2 separate regions of the Homo sapiens genome follow, and region 1 is linked to region 2. Evidence: chromatin loops called from intact Hi-C (ENCODE). Cell type or tissue: dorsolateral prefrontal cortex. All regions are shown on one strand.

Region 1 (8,000 bases), 150 kb before region 2:
CCCAACACTTTGGGAGGCGGAGGCGGGCAGATCACTTGAACCCAGGAGTTCAAGACCTAGGTAACATGGCAAAACCTCTACAAAAAATTTAAAAATTAGTAAGGTGTAGTGACACAAACCTGTAGTTCCAGCTACTGGGGAGGCTGAGGTAGGAGGATCACTTGAGCCCAACAGGTTGGGCCGCAGTGAGCCATGATTACAGCACTGCACTGCAGCCTGGGTGACAGAGCAAGAAGACCCTGTATCACACACACGCACACACACACAGTGAGTGGATTGTATAGTATGTGCGTTGTATCTCAATAAAACTGTTTTCTAAAAGTGTGCTGCAGGCTAGCTTGGTTTCCAGTACAAATGCCACACTTGCTGATGAGAAAAGGGCTGAAGAGATGAAGAGAAAAACACAGGAGGTTCCCAGAGGGAGGAGTGCAATAGCCCGTGGTTGGAATGCAGAGTCAGGAGATGAATGCTCAGATCTGGGTCCTGACACTAGACGGTGCCCCCTTCACACAACTCCCCAGGCCTCCTCAGCCTTCAGGCCTCATTTGTGCCCTTGTCCCTGCATGAACACACTTCCATCATCTTCCCCACAGATCCATGTCCAGCATCTCCCTCAATAACACTAAGACAACAACTGCAGACATGTCCCCCCAGTGTCCCTGTGAGATCTGGAGTGGGTTGGGTTGTGTCCCTCAAAGAGGTATGTCCAAGTCTTAACACCACGTACCTGTAAATATGACCTTGCTTGGAAATAGGGTCTTTGCCGAAGTGATTAAGTGAAGGATCAAGATGAGATCATAGTGGATTAGGGTGATCTCTAAATCCAATGGCAAGTGTCCTCATAAGAGACAGAAAAGGAGGAAACACAGAGAGCACTGTGGGAAGAGGGAGGCAGAGATTGGAGTGAGGTTGCTGCAAGCCAAGGATCACCAAAGATTCCTGCAACCACCAGCAGCTGGAAGAGGCAAGGAAGAAACCTCCCCGGGGTCTTCAGAGTGAGCGTGACCCCACCAACACCTTGATCGTGGACCTCCAGCCGCAGAACCTTGAGAGAATAAACTTCTGTTACTCAAGCCATCAAGTCTGTGGTCATGCGTTATAGCAGCCACGGGAAACTAATCTAAAATTGGTATTATTTTCCCGTTTTTATTTTTTAAGTTTTTATTTTTTGAGATGGAGTCTCACTCTGTCACCGAGGCTGGAGTGCAGTGGCACGATCTCGACTCACTGCAACCTCCACCTCTTAAGTTCAAGTGATTTTTGTGCCTCTGCCTCCCCAGTAGCTGGGATTATAGGTGTGCACCACCATGCCCGGCTAATTTTTTTTTTTTTTTTTTTGTATTTTTAGTAGAGATGGGGTTTCACCATGTTGGTCAGGCTGATCTCAAACTCCTGACCTCAAGTGATCCACCTGCCTCCCAGAGTGCTGGGATTACAGGCATGAGCCACCACGCCCAGCTTATTTCCCATTTTTTGTTTTTTTTGTTTTGTTTTATTTTGTTTTATTGGAGATAGAGTCTCACTCTGTCACCATGCTGGAGTGCAGTGGTGCGATCTCGGCTCACTGCAAGCTCCACCTCTCGGGTTCAAGTGATTCTCCTGCCTCAGCCTCCCAAGTAGCTGGGACTACAGGTGTGTGCCACCATGTCTGGCTAATTTTTTGTATTTTAGTAGAGATGGGGTTTCACTGTGTTGCCCAGGCTGGTCTCGAACTCCTGAGCTCAGGTATTTCCTGTTTTTAAAGGGAAGGAAGTTCATATGGTTTAGATGTTTGTCCCCTCCAAATCTCATGCTGCAATGTGATCCCCAGCATTGGAGGTGGGGCCTGATGGGAAGTATTTGGGTCATGGGGACCGATCCCTCATGAATGTCTTGATATCCTTCTGGTGGTAATGAGTTCATGCAAGACCTGGTTGTTAAAGAGTCTGAGACGTCCGCTTCTCTCTCTTGCTCCCTCTCTCGCCATGTGATGCCAACCTTCCTTTGCCTTCCTCCCTGAATAAAAGCTTTCTGAGGCTTCCCCAGAGGCAGATGCCAGCACTGTGCTTCTTGTACAGCCTGCAGAACCATGAACCAATTAAACCTCTTGTCTTTATAAGTTACTCAGCCTCAGATAATCCTTTATGGCAATGCAAAGTAAACTAAAAGAGAAGCGGAGGCACAGAACGGTTAAGTAATTTGCCAAGGACACACAACTCAGAAGCAGCAGGCTGTGGTTGGAATCCAGCGAACTGGCTTCCAAGTGTGTGCTGTTCACCTGTGCTGCACCAGCTGGGCCAGTGGGCAGAGACTGAGGAGAGTTTTCGCAAGTGTCCTAAAGCAGGGGGCAGGAAATGTTTGTGTCTTCTGATGCCCGGGTCTCTTCTTATCATTGTAGCGATCTCTCACTGACTTCAGAGAATGCTTTCTTGAATTTGCCAGAAAAACCATGGCGTCGACGCACCAGTTCACTTCCCCTTAATCACTTCAAAGAAAGAGACAAGATCCTCTTTTTCTTTCCCCAGAGGCTTTTATTTGTCCAATATGTCAGTAACACCACGTGGGACAAGGGATTTCAGGACCGGATTACCGCTTGTGCTTCTCAAAATTAAATCTGCAAAGCTGGGCTGAGACACAGGAAACTGGAAAATGTCTCCACTAATTTGCAAAAGGTTTGAATTAATCCAAGAGATCAACCCAGGGCCGCAAGGGAGGCCCCTGGCTGCTGCTGTCTGGGCATACCCATTTGATGTGGACCTCACGTTCTGGCGGATACTCCCAGACTCCTCAGCAGACATGCTCGTTAACAATTGAGGAGGTAACGAAACCTCGGCTGAGGAACTTGGCTCACCGAGAGCAGAGAAAAACTGGCCAGAGAGCAGCGGCAAGTCACATGCTCAGCTGACAGCATCACACACGTCCATTTGGGGCCCCAAAAATCTCAGTATTCGGACACTGTATTTGCTGGGATAGACAACGGGCAGATTTTTAAAAATCCATTTTTACAGGGAAATTTGGGAGGAGAGAGAAGTACATCTAATTATATGTGTTTTGATCATTTAAATTGTTGATAATATAAAACATGTTATTGTTTTGTTTGCTACGTCAAGCTGCTTCCAACTGCTCTCGTTTTCTTTAGATTTTCACTTATTTTATTTTTATTTTTTGGTTGATGATAAGCCAGAATGCCTCCTTTTCATCCTATTATCTGGTTCTTTTCAAATTTTCCAACATAAAGATTAAGTATGATGTTACAGTAATGGCTCGATGAACTTGAGCCAAAAAAAAGCAAGGTCTAAATATAATATTAGAAAATGGATTTGAGCCCAAACCTACAATAGAAATTAATTGAAATCTGAAATGGTAGATAAATTAAAATGGTCAATATCATTAGTCATGGGGGAACTGCAAATTAAAGCCACAATGAAATATCGCCTCCCATGCACGACAAAAGCTAAGATGGAAACAGTGGCCAATACCAAGTGTTGGTGTGGATGTGGGGAACTGGAACCTGCATGCGCTGGTGGTGGGAATGCAGTAGGGTGACAAAGAGTTGTTGGAAAACAATTTGCCAGTTTCTTAATAGGTGAAATGTATGCTTGTCATACAACCCGGAAATTCTGCTCTCAGGAAGCTAAACATTTGTCCACATGGAGATAGGAAGGGAAATGTTATCATGCAACATTATTCATAATCTCCAAAACCCAAAATCAATCCATGTGTCCTTTAACTGGGGAAAGAATAAACAAATTTGTGGGTAGCCAAAGAATAAAACATGATTTGGCAATCAAATAGAACAATAAGTAAAAATAAATCAAATACATGAAAAACTATTTGGCCATAAAGAAACCACTGGGATGAAGTAAGTGAAGCGTTTAAAAATTACATATTGTAGAATTCCATTTAGATGAACTTTCTAAAAAAGGCAAAACTATAGGGACAGAAAGCAGGATCAGTGATCGCTGGGGGCTGGATTTTGAAGCACATATTAATTGCAAATAGCACAAGGGACTTTCTGCATAACGGTGTTCCAAAACTGGATTGTGGTACAGGCTACACAATTGTATAAAATTACTAAACTCCATGGCACTATACGCTTAAATTGTTAAGTTTTATGGCATGTATATTTCCCCTCAGTAGGGCTCTGGAGGTGTTGACAATATGAGAGGAGTAAAGTCCGTTTTCCTCTGGTCAGGTGTGTGAGCTGCAGCTTGTTCTTTGTTCAGAAAAGTCCGCGACAGGTAAGATGTTTGCTGGGACGCGTTGTGCTGCCAGTCTCTGCCACAAGAGGGCGGTGCCATCTATTATTTAAGTGGCAGGTGCTGGGCTTTCAACCTGTGGTTAGGGTCAAGTAGGATTCATGGGGTTTGGGGGCGAACAGCGTTGAAAGGGAGAATGAGTCCTCTGTGCTGAGAGCTGCAGTGGAACTAATGGGGCACTGAGATTGTGAACCTCCTGGCCTTCACTGAAACAGATCAGAGGCGACCCTGAGGGGGGACTCCTGGCCGCACTGGAGAAAGCCTGGGAAACTAGATGTGGTTGTGCCCAAGCCACCGTCTGTGGAGGGTCTGGGTGGACTATGGCGCTGTGGCTTTTCAGAACCAGTACGGCCTCTCTCCTCCAGAGCCCTCTCTCACGGCCTTGCCACAGCCAGGGATGGGCACCACCCAGGCTGGGCCAACTGGGTCTTTCTGATTCTTGACTGGCGATGCAAGGACAGAACAGAAGCCACCTGGCATCCCCTCGCCAGCATCTTCCTACCAAGACGTGGAGAAGCCCTCACTGCCCAGGCCCAGTCATGGCACCTGACCGCCAATTCTGTGGGGCACCCGAGATCCTTCCAGCACATTCTTCTCTCGCTTGAGTTATCCAGATTTCGTTTCTATGGTCACACCCCCAAATCCTCACTTGATGAAAGCTTTCTATGATTTTATGGGCACCAAGAAAACCAGCCTCCAAATTCTCTCTCCTGATAGCCTATGGATGTTGACTCAAGCCACCATTGCTAGCTCATCCCTCTCTTGGAAGTGTTTCTCTCTACCTGTGGTTCCTTTGAGATGCCAGTGCCCCAGCAGGGGCCCCCTTTGGGCTCAGTCCATCAGCGTTGGATGGGAGTGTGTTTAGCTCAGTCCATCAGCGTTGGATGAGTGTGTTTACTGGAGTCCATCGGCGTGGGATATGAATGTGTTTACTAGAGTCCATCGGCTTTGGATGTGAGTGTGTCTACTGGAGTCCATCAGTGCTGGATGTGAGTGTGTTTACTGGAGTCTATCAGTGCTGGATGTGAGTGTGTTTACTGGAGTCCATCAGTGCTGGATGTGAGTGTGTTTACTGGAGTCCATCGGCTTTGGATGTGAGTGTGTTTACTGGAGTCCATCAGTGTTGGATGAGTGTGTTTCCTGGAGTCCATCAGCATTGGATATGAGTGTTTAGCTCAGTTCATCAGCATTGGATGAGTGTGTTTACTGGAACCTATCAGCATTGGATGTGAGTGTGTTTAGCTCAGTCCATCAGTATTGGATGAGTGTGTTTACTGGAGTCCATCAGCATTGGATATGAGTGTGTTTACTGGAGTCCATCAGTGTTGGATGTGAGTGTGTTTACTGGAGTCCGTCAGCGTTGGATTTGAGTGTGTTTACTAGATCCCATCAACTTTCAATATGAGTGTGTTCACTGGAGTCCATCAGCGTTGGATGTGAGTGTGTTCACTAGATCCCATCAGTGTTGGATGTGAGTGTGTTTACTGGAGTCCATCAGCGTTGGATGTGAGTGTGTTTACTAGATCCCATCAGTGTTGGATGTGAGTGTGTTCACTAGATCCCATCAGTGTTGGATGTGAGTGTGTTTACTGGAGTCCATCAGCGCTGGATGTGAGTGTGTTTACTGGAGTCCATCAGCGCTGGATGTGAGTGTGTTTACTGGAGTCCATCAGCATTGGATATGAGTGTGTTTACTGGAGTCCATCAGCGTTGGATGAGTGTGTTTACTGGAGTCCATCAGCGCTGGATGTGAGTGTGTTTAGCTCAGTCCATCAGCGTTGGATGAGTGTGTTTACTGGAGTCCATCGGCGTTGGATGTGAGTGTGTTTAGCTCAGTCCATCAGCGTTGGATTAGTGTGTTTACTAGAGTCCATCAGCATTGGATATGAGTGTGTTTACCAGAGTCCATCAGCATTGGATGAGTGTGTTTACTGGAGTCCATCGGCATTGGATGTGAGTGTGTTTAGCTCAGTCCATCAGCATTGGATGAATGTGTTTACTGGAGTCCATCAGTGTTGGATGTGTGTTTACTGGAGTCCATCAGTGTTGGATGTGTGTTTACTGGAGTCCATCGGCGTTGGATGTGAGTGTGTTTACTGGAGTCCATCAGCATTGGATGTGAGTGTGTTTACTGGAGTCCATCAGCGTTGGATGTGAGTGTGTTTACTGGAGTGCATCAGCGTTGGATGTGAGTGTGTTTACTAGATCCCATCAGCGTTGGATGTGAGTGTGTTTACTAGATCCCATCAGTGTTGGATGTGAGTGTGTTTACTGGAGTCCATCAGCGTTGGATGTGAGTGTGTTTACTGGAGTCCATCAGCGTTGGATGTGTGTTTACTAGATCCCATCAGCGTTGGATGTGAGTGTGTTTACTAGATCCCATCAGTGTTGGATGTGAGTGTGTTTACTGGAGCCCATCAGCATTGGATGTGAGTGTGTTTACTAGAGTCCATCAGCGTTGGATGTGAGTGTGTTTACTAGATCCCATCAGCATTGGATATGAGTGTGTTTACTAGATCCCATCAGCATTGGATGAGTGTGTTTACTAGCCCCTATCAGCGTTGGATGTGAGTTTACTAGAGTCCATCAGCATTGGATATGAGTGTGCTTACTAGATCCCATCAATGTTGGATATGAGTGTGTTTACTGGGGTCCATCAGCGTTTGATGTGAGTGTGTTTACTAGATCCCATCAGCATTGGATGTGAGTGTGTTTACTAGAGTCCATGAGCGTTGGATGTGAGTGTGTTTACCAGATGCCATCAACGTTAAATATGAGTGTGTTTACTGGAGTCCATCAGCGTTGGATGTGAGTGTGTTTGCTAGATCCCATCAGTGTTGGATGTGAGTGTGTTCACTAGATCCCATCAGCGTTGGATGTGAGTGTGTTTACTGGAGTCCATTAGCATTGGAAGTGAGTGTGTTTACTGGAGTCCATCGGCATTTGATGTGAGTGTGTTTACTAGATCCCATCAGCATTGGATGTGAGTGTGTTTACTGGAGTCCATTAGCGTTGGATGTGAGTGTGTTTAGCTCAGTCCATCAGCATTGGATGAGTGTGTTTACTGGAGTCCATTGGCGTTGGATGTGAGTGTGTTTAGCTCAGTCCATCAGCGTTGGATGAGTGTGTTTACTAGAGTCCATCAGCATTGGATGTGAGTGTGTTTACTGGAGTCCATCAGCATTTGATGTGAGTGTGTTTACTAGATCCCATCAGCATTGGATGTGAGTGTGTTTACTGGAGTCCATTAGCGTTGGATGTGAGTGTGTTTACCAGATGCCATCAACGTTAAATATGAGTGTGTTTACTGGAGTCCATCAGCGTTGGATGTGAGTGTGTTTACTAGATCCCATCAGTGTTGGATGTGGGTGTGTTTACTGGAGTCCATCAGCGTTGGATATGAGTGTGTTTACTGGAGTCCATTAGCATTGGAAGTGAGTGTGTTTACTGGAGTCCATCAGCATTGGATATGAGCGTGTTTACTGGAGTCCATCAGCGTTGGATGAGTGTGTTTACTAGATCCCATCAGTGTTGGATGTGAGTGTGTTTACTGGAGTCCATCAGCGTTGGATATGAGTGTGTTTACTGGAGTCCATCAGCATTGGATATGAGTGTGTTTACTGGAGTCTGTCAGCGTTGGATGAGTGTGTTTACTGGAGTCCATCAGCATTGGATGAGTGTGTTTACTGGAGTCCATCAGCACTGGATGTGAGTGTGTTTAGCTCAGTCCATCAGCGTTGGATGAGTGTGTTTACTGGAGTC
Region 2 (8,000 bases):
CACTATGGAGGCACTTTACACGCAACGTCTGCATCCCAAGCAGGCTGGACAGCACAGAGGATAAGATCATGGGCCATGCAGCTCAAGCTATAAGGCTTGAATCCGGCCTCTGAGACCTCTGTGCTCAGTTTCCTCATCTGTAAAATGGGGAAAGCGCCGAGGAGCAGCATTTCAGAAAGGCACTCAAGAGGGAGTCTGGACGCGGTGAGGGTGCTAGCAACACGTGCCACGGTCATGATCCCCCTTTCACAGAGGTCTGGAACTGTCCACTCTGCAAACTGGCAGTCTCTCCGCCAGAGAACAGAGTTCAGCCAGCACCGGCTAACATCACCACTCAATGTGCAGACGTGGGAACGACGTGTGAGCAGAAAACGGCAGGACTTTTAGCTCGTCATGACTGGTCATCCAGGCCAAGCCGAGTGTCGCCCTGTGCTCTCCACCACGGCTGCTCCTGCCACCATGGCGTCCCTCTGTCTCCGTACCATGTACATCACCTGCCACCAGCTGGAAAGCACTGCTGCACGTTTCTGCACGAGGTCGCAGGTGCGTGTGGCCGGCAACATCACGAGGGGAGCGAGTGCTCTGGAATCAAGTTGCTCCATTTTCTGCTCCTCTTCAAAAACACTTTCTCATTTGTTTATTTTAAAAAGTGAGACTTCCTTTCTTCTGAAGACCTTTTTAAAGCTGGGTTATTCTGGCACTTCCTTTTTCTATCTGAACATATACTGCATGTTCAACAGTGCATTTATCAAATAAACACAATATAATACACGTCTGGGCCAGGCGCAGTGGCTTATGACTGTAATCCCAGCACTTTGGGAGGCCAAGGTGGGTGATCAACTGAGGTCAGGAATTCAGAATCAGCCTGGCCAACACGATGAAACCCCGTCTCTACTAAAAATACAAATAATTAGCCAGGCGTGGTGGCTGGCGCCTGTAATCTCAGCTGCTTGGGAGGCTGAGGCCAGAGAATTGTCACTTGAACCCGGGAGGTGAAAGGCTGCAGTGAGCCAAGATGGTACCACTGCACTCCAGCCCGGGCAACAAACGTGAAACTCCATCTCAAAAAAAAAAAAAAAAAAAAAAAAAAAAACCCACACATCTGTATGGTGAGATCTCACACATTTTTAAAGAGTGCTCATTCACACCAATTAAAGAAGATCATTTCCTGTGTCTACTGATTTAGAAAGACAGCTGCTAATACCCTGAATTCTACCAGACTAAAGCTTTATTTTTTCAACAGATGTTTTACACTATTCGTTCAACCCTTACGACCTACCAGGCTCTGTCCTGGGCACTCAGTGGAAATGCAAACCCCAGCTTCCTGGAGCCTGGCACTAGCTGTCACTGCTGTCCCAACACTGGCATTTGACGCTACTGAGACGAGGTTGTCATCAAAATATAAACGACATCATTTTATGTGCCTATTTTGAAATACGAGTCTCCCCAAATGTACCAGTCACTGAAAACTTCCCGAGCTAAAGCTGGCAGGCCACGTGAACTGAAGGCTGAGGCCACATGAACTGAAGGCTGCGCGGCCCTGCGGGAGTGGAGGTGCGGTCCAAGCCCGCAGGCAGACACACCACGCCTCGTCAGGGTCTGTCTCAGGGTGGCATTACACAGGGTATTCGGAAACGCCTAAGTCGCCTGGGAGAAAACCTGCCGTGCATTCCTGGGCCTCTTCACAGACAGAAGGATAATTACACAGGAAGATGGCAAACACTAGGGTTTTGACATTTGACAAGACAGACTCTTGGGTCCCCAAGGAATGAGCGCACCCGCCCCCCAGGCTCACAGGCAGGGCAGGTATTCACAACAGCCCCACACTGCCAACATCTGGGCACCCACCGACAACAGCATGGATAAATGCCTCGTGACGGCTCGTACGAAGGAGCAGTACTCAGAAGTACAGGGGAGATGCTCACAGACAGAAGTGCTAAGTGAAAGGAGACAGCCACAGCCCAGCACAGGACAGGCGAGGGTAACCTGTGGGGACCAACGCTGGAATAGAACAGGTTTACCTTCTGAGGGGGGCAGTAAACTAAGGAGAGAGGCAAGGAGGGCTTCCAAAAGTTCCTCCACTGAGATCCAGACTGCAAACACAGCAAGCTGTGCTTAAGATTAGAGACCTTTACTATGGTATGCACGTTCTCCCCAGCTTAAATAACACTAATAAAAGGAGCCTGCTGGGAGGTCGGTAAGAAAAACACAATGTAACAAAACTCTGGGGACTCTCCCTTCACAGTGCTGTGACTTTACAGAAAGCTATTTCCTGTGTCGGTCACGAGATGGTGAGGTAGGGCCAGGGATAAGGGTGGCACAGACACCCCCGGAACCTGGCCTGAGAGCTGCTGCTCCTTCCAAGGCCACACAAATTCAGGGAGAACTCTCTCTGAGGAGCGGGCTTCCTGTGGATTTCCCATGTCACAGCCTTTATTTCTCTACCCAGGACGCCAAGGGCTGCTCGACAGATGAGCTCCAACTCTCCTTACTGGTGTGAACCAAGGAGGCTGCCATGCAGCCAGGGGGCACAGCCTGGGGGCTGCTGGCAAACACGCCTCCTTCATGAAACATTTCCCATTCTTGAAAACAACAGACAGATCCTGGCCCATCCCCAGCACACACGCCCTGAGAGCACCAATGCAGGGGAAGTCCACAAACAACCTGTCAGACAGAAATGATGAATGAAAGGTCAACTCTGAGATGTGAAATTAAATTAAGAATGAGGATTAAATGACTAGAAAGCAACGAGAATGACCAGCCAATCCTTTATGACACATTTAAAGATAAAACAAAAACCAAGAACCAGAATCTTCGTCTTCAGAACTATGGACTTTGGTCTTTCTTTGAAGGAAGTCTGTCCCATGTACCACAAGAGGATCTTATTCCTCGGGCTGTTCATCTTCAGGAGAAGGTGGGAATGAAACACCAGCCCCAAATCCACATGTCCTCCTCAGAGCAAGCAGCCCTGAGCTGGCCATGGAGGTGGCACCCACAGCCAGAAAACATCAGTGACAAGTGTCCATGGGACATTGGTGGCTTGGAGTTCTGGGCTTTACATTAGGACTCCACAGGCCTATACTCATGGAAGGGCTCTGGGAATTCTGCAATTTCTGCAGAAAAGTCCCTAAACGTTCACCAGATTCTCAAGGGGATTTGTAACCTAAAAGTGGCTAAGTACTACCGGACCAGAGCAAATGCCACATGATTATACAAGAAAAAGTAACAAGGTTGTTTCTGTAGATAAAATATTTTTACAAAGGAAAAGAAAGAAGAAACCTTCGCTTGCTGGGTCCATTTAAAGGCATCGTAAACCTGGAGAAAGCAAAACTCAGCTTTTATGAGTGGTTCTGTTCAACACTCAAGATGCCACCTACTGGTATTAATTGTAAAAACCCATTATGATTGATCACAAGTAATATGTTTATTTTTAAAAGTAACTTACTATCTATCTTGTCTTTTTCGTATCAGAAAAGGTGCTGTTAGGAAAAGAAAACGAAAGTACACCACCAAGTTAAAGAAAGGGAAGCTTGGGGTACAGATTCAGCTGCCTCACGAAGACTGAGCTGGACGGGCGTGGAGAAGGTGCTTGTCTGTCAAGGACGTCCCCGTAAGGAGCGGTGGCTGCAGCAGCTGCTCGCTGGGCTGTGGCCAGGGCAGGCTTGGCCCCTGGGATGAGAAGAGAGGCCTGCTTGTCTCCTGAAAACCGTTCATGATGTAAGGAAACACAGTGATGCAAGCAGCACAGAGCAGTGCTGTGGAAGGAGCGGTGGACAGGCAGCTCGGGACAGGCCATCCACGTGAAAACACCTCCGCTCACTCAGCCATCTCCTGAGTGCCTGCGCCTCCCCCTCACTGGCTATTTTCAAAAGGGACAGGATGCTGGCTCTTACCAAAGTCTGTGTGACTGCTCATCCATCCGATGGCTTTGATAGACACCAGTGCCAGCAGTCCAGAACCCACGAACGACCCGACGCCAGAGAAGAAAAAGAACAAGCCCATTATGGCACTCTGCATGGACTTGGGGGCAGCTGAGTATGCAAATTCCAGGCCTGAGGAAAGAAAAGGGAGGGTCGTTTTTGTGAAAGGGGCACTTTAACACATGGGATCAAAGCTTTCACCTAATATAGCAGAGGAAGCGTGGGGTCTCCTAGGGACTGAGTCCTGCAGACAGGCACAACCTCTTTTCTATTAGGAGGACGATGCTTACTAGCGACCAAGAATCAATGGCTATGGGCCAACTGTTCATTCTCCTAGCCATTAGGATAATTCCTAATAAATTCAATGAGCAGAAAGTTAAACTCCTTGCTCTCAAGCTTAAAGGTAATGTGATTTGTTGGCTCTTAGACTTTTGTGTTCCTTAAAGAGATTAGAGAAAAAATTTTCCTATATTGTCAAGGAATGGGAGTTTGAAAACAAAGTACACACACTAAACTGGGAAATCTACATAAGGATTCTATTTCAGAGGCAATATACTTTATCTTTTTTTTGTTGAGACGGAGTTTTGCTCTTGTTGCCCAGGCTGGAGTGCAATGGCAGGATCTTGGCTCACCGCAACTTCCGCCTCCCTGGTTCAAGCGATTCTCCTGCCTCAGCCTCCCGAGTAGCTGGGATTACAGGTGCGTGCCACCATGCCTGGCTAATTTTTTGTATTTTTAGTAGAGACAGGGATTCACCATGTTGGCCAGGCTGGTCTCGAACTCCTGACCTCAGGTGATCCACCCGCCTCGGATTCCTAAAGTGCTGGGGTTACAGGTATGAGCCACCGTGACAAGGGCAATAGACTTCAAAACTATTTTGGCAGGCCCATCTATAAATTTAGATTTTTATAACTAGACACGGAGATTTGTAGTGTATTCTAAATAGAAGTCCATTCCGTTGTGATTTATTCCCTTTACAAATTCATTAGCCAATTCTGGATGAGTTTTCTACAGTGAAAACCACCACTGACTACTACCCACACATCCATCCACCTCTGCATATCACTCATCTTCTCTTCTCTCTCACTCTCAGCAGCCGGACAGATCTGCCCAGAATACACTTGTTCAACCACTGCAGGATCTCACTAATAGGAAAAGGGAGGCCTGTGAGAACACGTTTCTAAAAATTAGATCTGCTTCTTTACGTACATCTAAACGAAGCGCACTGAGAGCTGTGAGCTCAGCCCAGCCACCACGGCAGCATGGCCGAGGGCTCCGCTGGGAACTATCCAACCACGATTGCTTTCTTCTTCTCTGTCCTGTGGCACTTACAAGGTAGTTAACAAACTTTCATGAAAATATTTTGCGATACTGTTTTTACACAAAGAATGGAGAACCTCAGCACTGGTGTGTTTACCTAGCGATTCATATTCTAAACCACACACTGCCAAAAACTACAGAAGTGCTGTGCTATCCTTGTCTCAACATATTCCAACAGCACAGTCAGAATGCCCGAGCGCTCACGCTTGTGCCTGGACTCAGACACCTCCGGCACTAAAGGTCCTCACCTGCGATACTTGCAAAGATCTCGCTGATCCCAATCAGCAAGTACTGCGGCACCTGCCACCACAGCGACAGATCGGCAGCATGGTAGACGACGTTGCCGATGGTCTGATTAATGGTTTTCTCTTTAACAAGGTTCAGCCTTTTACTCTCCAAAATTCCTAGAATTCAAAAGTAGGTTAGTGTAATATTCATTTATTAACATTTACAGTTAATCTAAAAATCTGATGTTGGCTACGAGACTTCGTAGCAAACGTGATTCTGATGCGTGAAAGGACCACGTCTAATCACAGCTTCCCCCAGGACTAATAGGCCCCCAGCCTTCAGCCTCCTAAGCAGGCTGAGTGGAGGTCATGGCATAGCACACCTATTTCACTTCGGCTTTTTACAGCATCTTATATAAAATCAGATGTTCAACATGTTTCATTTAATCCTCAAATATCTGGATTGCTCACCCATACCTCGTTTGTCTCTTACAAAGGGGAGTAGGAGAAAGTTAAAAAGTCCTACTGTAGAATTAACAGTAGTGCTATTTTACCCAACAGCAGGTAATACTGAGATGTTCTTCCAATCATAGTGATGGATCGAAGGTGATCTACTGATTTATTATTATAACAACAAATGATGATAATAATGATGATGATGATGTTGGTTTCCCTGCATAGGGTAGGCTTAATCTTTGCAACAAAGTAAGCTGACTTCACAAATCAACCTGTGCTCTCAGCAGCATTGAGATCTCACTGCAGGTGCAGGCTAAGTTACTGGTCACCTATCAAGTGTAACAGAAAGACATGAGAAAAACAAGCAAGGGCAGCAGCTCCTACTCTATAAACAAAAATCAGCCACTGGAAATAAAGTGTAAAAGCATCTATTCGCAGGTCCAAGTCCTTAGGTTAAAGATACCACCAAGTTTTATTTTATAAAGAATTCTTATTGCAAATTAGGTCACAGGCCCTAATATTTAAAGCGTATGTAAAATATGTTTATTTTAAAACATGAGTATGAAGAAAGGTCTGGTCAGAGGGCAATGGAATGAAAATATTAAAAATGTTCCTTCTAAAACCTGAGCATGAGAAAGGACCAGGATATGATCCATAGGGCGATGAGAACACAAACTCTGGAATTTCCACCTCAAATCTCAACTGAAATGCCAAGCAAAGTGAAAACATTCTCCAGGATCAAAGTAGAGAGAGACCTTCGAGCCAACCCACAGCTTACTTCCATCAGAAAACCTGCAGCCCCACCCTGGAAGAGTGTCAAGGGAAACCCAATCCTTCCACTCCGCCCTCCACGGGAGAAACATAAACGCAGACCCAGGCAAGGACAGCAAACTATTTAGAGCCCTTAGTTGTTCTGGAAAGGGCATCTGAGGGCATCTTAATCAGGCAAGGCTGGTAGTGACAATAGGGACTGTCCCCAAATGACAGCCTTCCTCCCGACAGGGCAGCTGACAGCAACCATAGCACTGCACCCCTAGCCCTGGCATCAGCGCCTTCAAACACGAAGAATGAACTGTGTGACAATGGCTTCCCCTAGACACCCAAGGTCCTCAGCTCCCACCTGCTCCCCTGGGACCATAGCTGACTACACTGGTCCCCACTCCTTGAATGGGAACAGAACCTATGCAACTCAAGCAGAAATTCAGGTCTATTTTGGAAATAAACACGAAAGCTGAATACCACTTTTCTCCTTCACAGGAGAGGAGGAGAGCCTAAGGATGACACCAAAGTGTCTGCAGGGGGCGGGACAAGGGAAGGTTACTCATGCGGAGGACAATAAGTAGATTTTATAACCTGAATGGGAAAGATACTACTATTGCTACTGGCATAGTTCTACCAGAGAACTTGTCTTATTATTCAAGAAAACACAGACTCTGAAGACTAAGGATGAAAAAGGTAACAAAGAAATTAAGGGGACGTTGGCTTAAGAGAGACACAAATGATGAGATCAAGAATTAGGAGAAGAGAAAATGAGAAAATAAATAGGCCTGATTATTGGTGAGGCTGTTGGCAGAGAGATGAGCAGCGGCAAAGGCGCACACACAGCCAACACTGCGGAAACCAGGATCGGGACGGGTGCCCCCAGTCACGAGCGAGGCGGAGAGGCAAAGCCAATGGGGAAAATGACCCTGCCTGTGAACAACTGAGAGCCCTGGAGAGGCTGGGACAGGCCGAAAAGCAGCAGGGTTCAGGCTGAGTGACAGTGACATGGCAAGCGGGCACCCAGTAAAAACAAGCATGGGATGCGACGCTGGATAATCAACACAGCAGTCAGGATAAATGAGCCAAATCCTTCAGATAAAAGTCATCCACTTGTATCAGTTCAAAAAATAAACAAAACTGAGTATTACGGTTAATACACAGAACTAAAGCATAATATAACCCAAAGATTGTAAATAAAGGAGAGGACAGGCCAGGATGTATCAGACAAACAATCATAAAGGGAAGAGGTGTCAACAAAAATACCAAGAAGAGAGAAAAAGAATCAAAAACCAAAATAACCAATAGGTGCCATGTA

What was found. A loop is a pair of places that touch in the nucleus more often than their neighbours do. Peaks named below come from ENCODE experiments on the same cell type or tissue, not always from the same donor. Only the 100,000 strongest peaks of a DNase experiment are listed, where the experiment ranks them.
Region 1: it touches region 2 in a loop (2.2-fold over the local background); 4 of 110 quality-filtered maps call a loop at or near these places.

The regions. Positions count from the first base shown.
Region 1 is chr12:128,640,643-128,648,642 of GRCh38, forward strand. All of the region lies in intron 4 of TMEM132C (transmembrane protein 132C), which reads left to right. Among named protein-coding and RNA genes, the nearest start is that of SLC15A4, 180 kb to the right of the region's middle. In dorsolateral prefrontal cortex, a CTCF peak has its summit at 4,256 (motif pointing right); a DNase peak (open chromatin) is centred at 4,269.
Region 2 is chr12:128,795,366-128,803,365 of GRCh38, forward strand. It overlaps SLC15A4 (solute carrier family 15 member 4), which reads right to left. Exons shown (of 8, transcript NM_145648.4): 6 at 5,489-5,644; 7 at 3,894-4,052. Among named protein-coding and RNA genes, the nearest start is that of SLC15A4, 25 kb to the right of the region's middle. RefSeq lists enhancers at 1,799-2,998, 1,916-2,145, 2,139-2,433, 7,067-7,568, 7,569-8,000. In dorsolateral prefrontal cortex, a CTCF peak has its summit at 3,364 (motif pointing left); DNase peaks (open chromatin) are centred at 1,536 and 3,810; H3K4me3 peaks cover 504 bases; H3K27ac peaks cover 5,681 bases.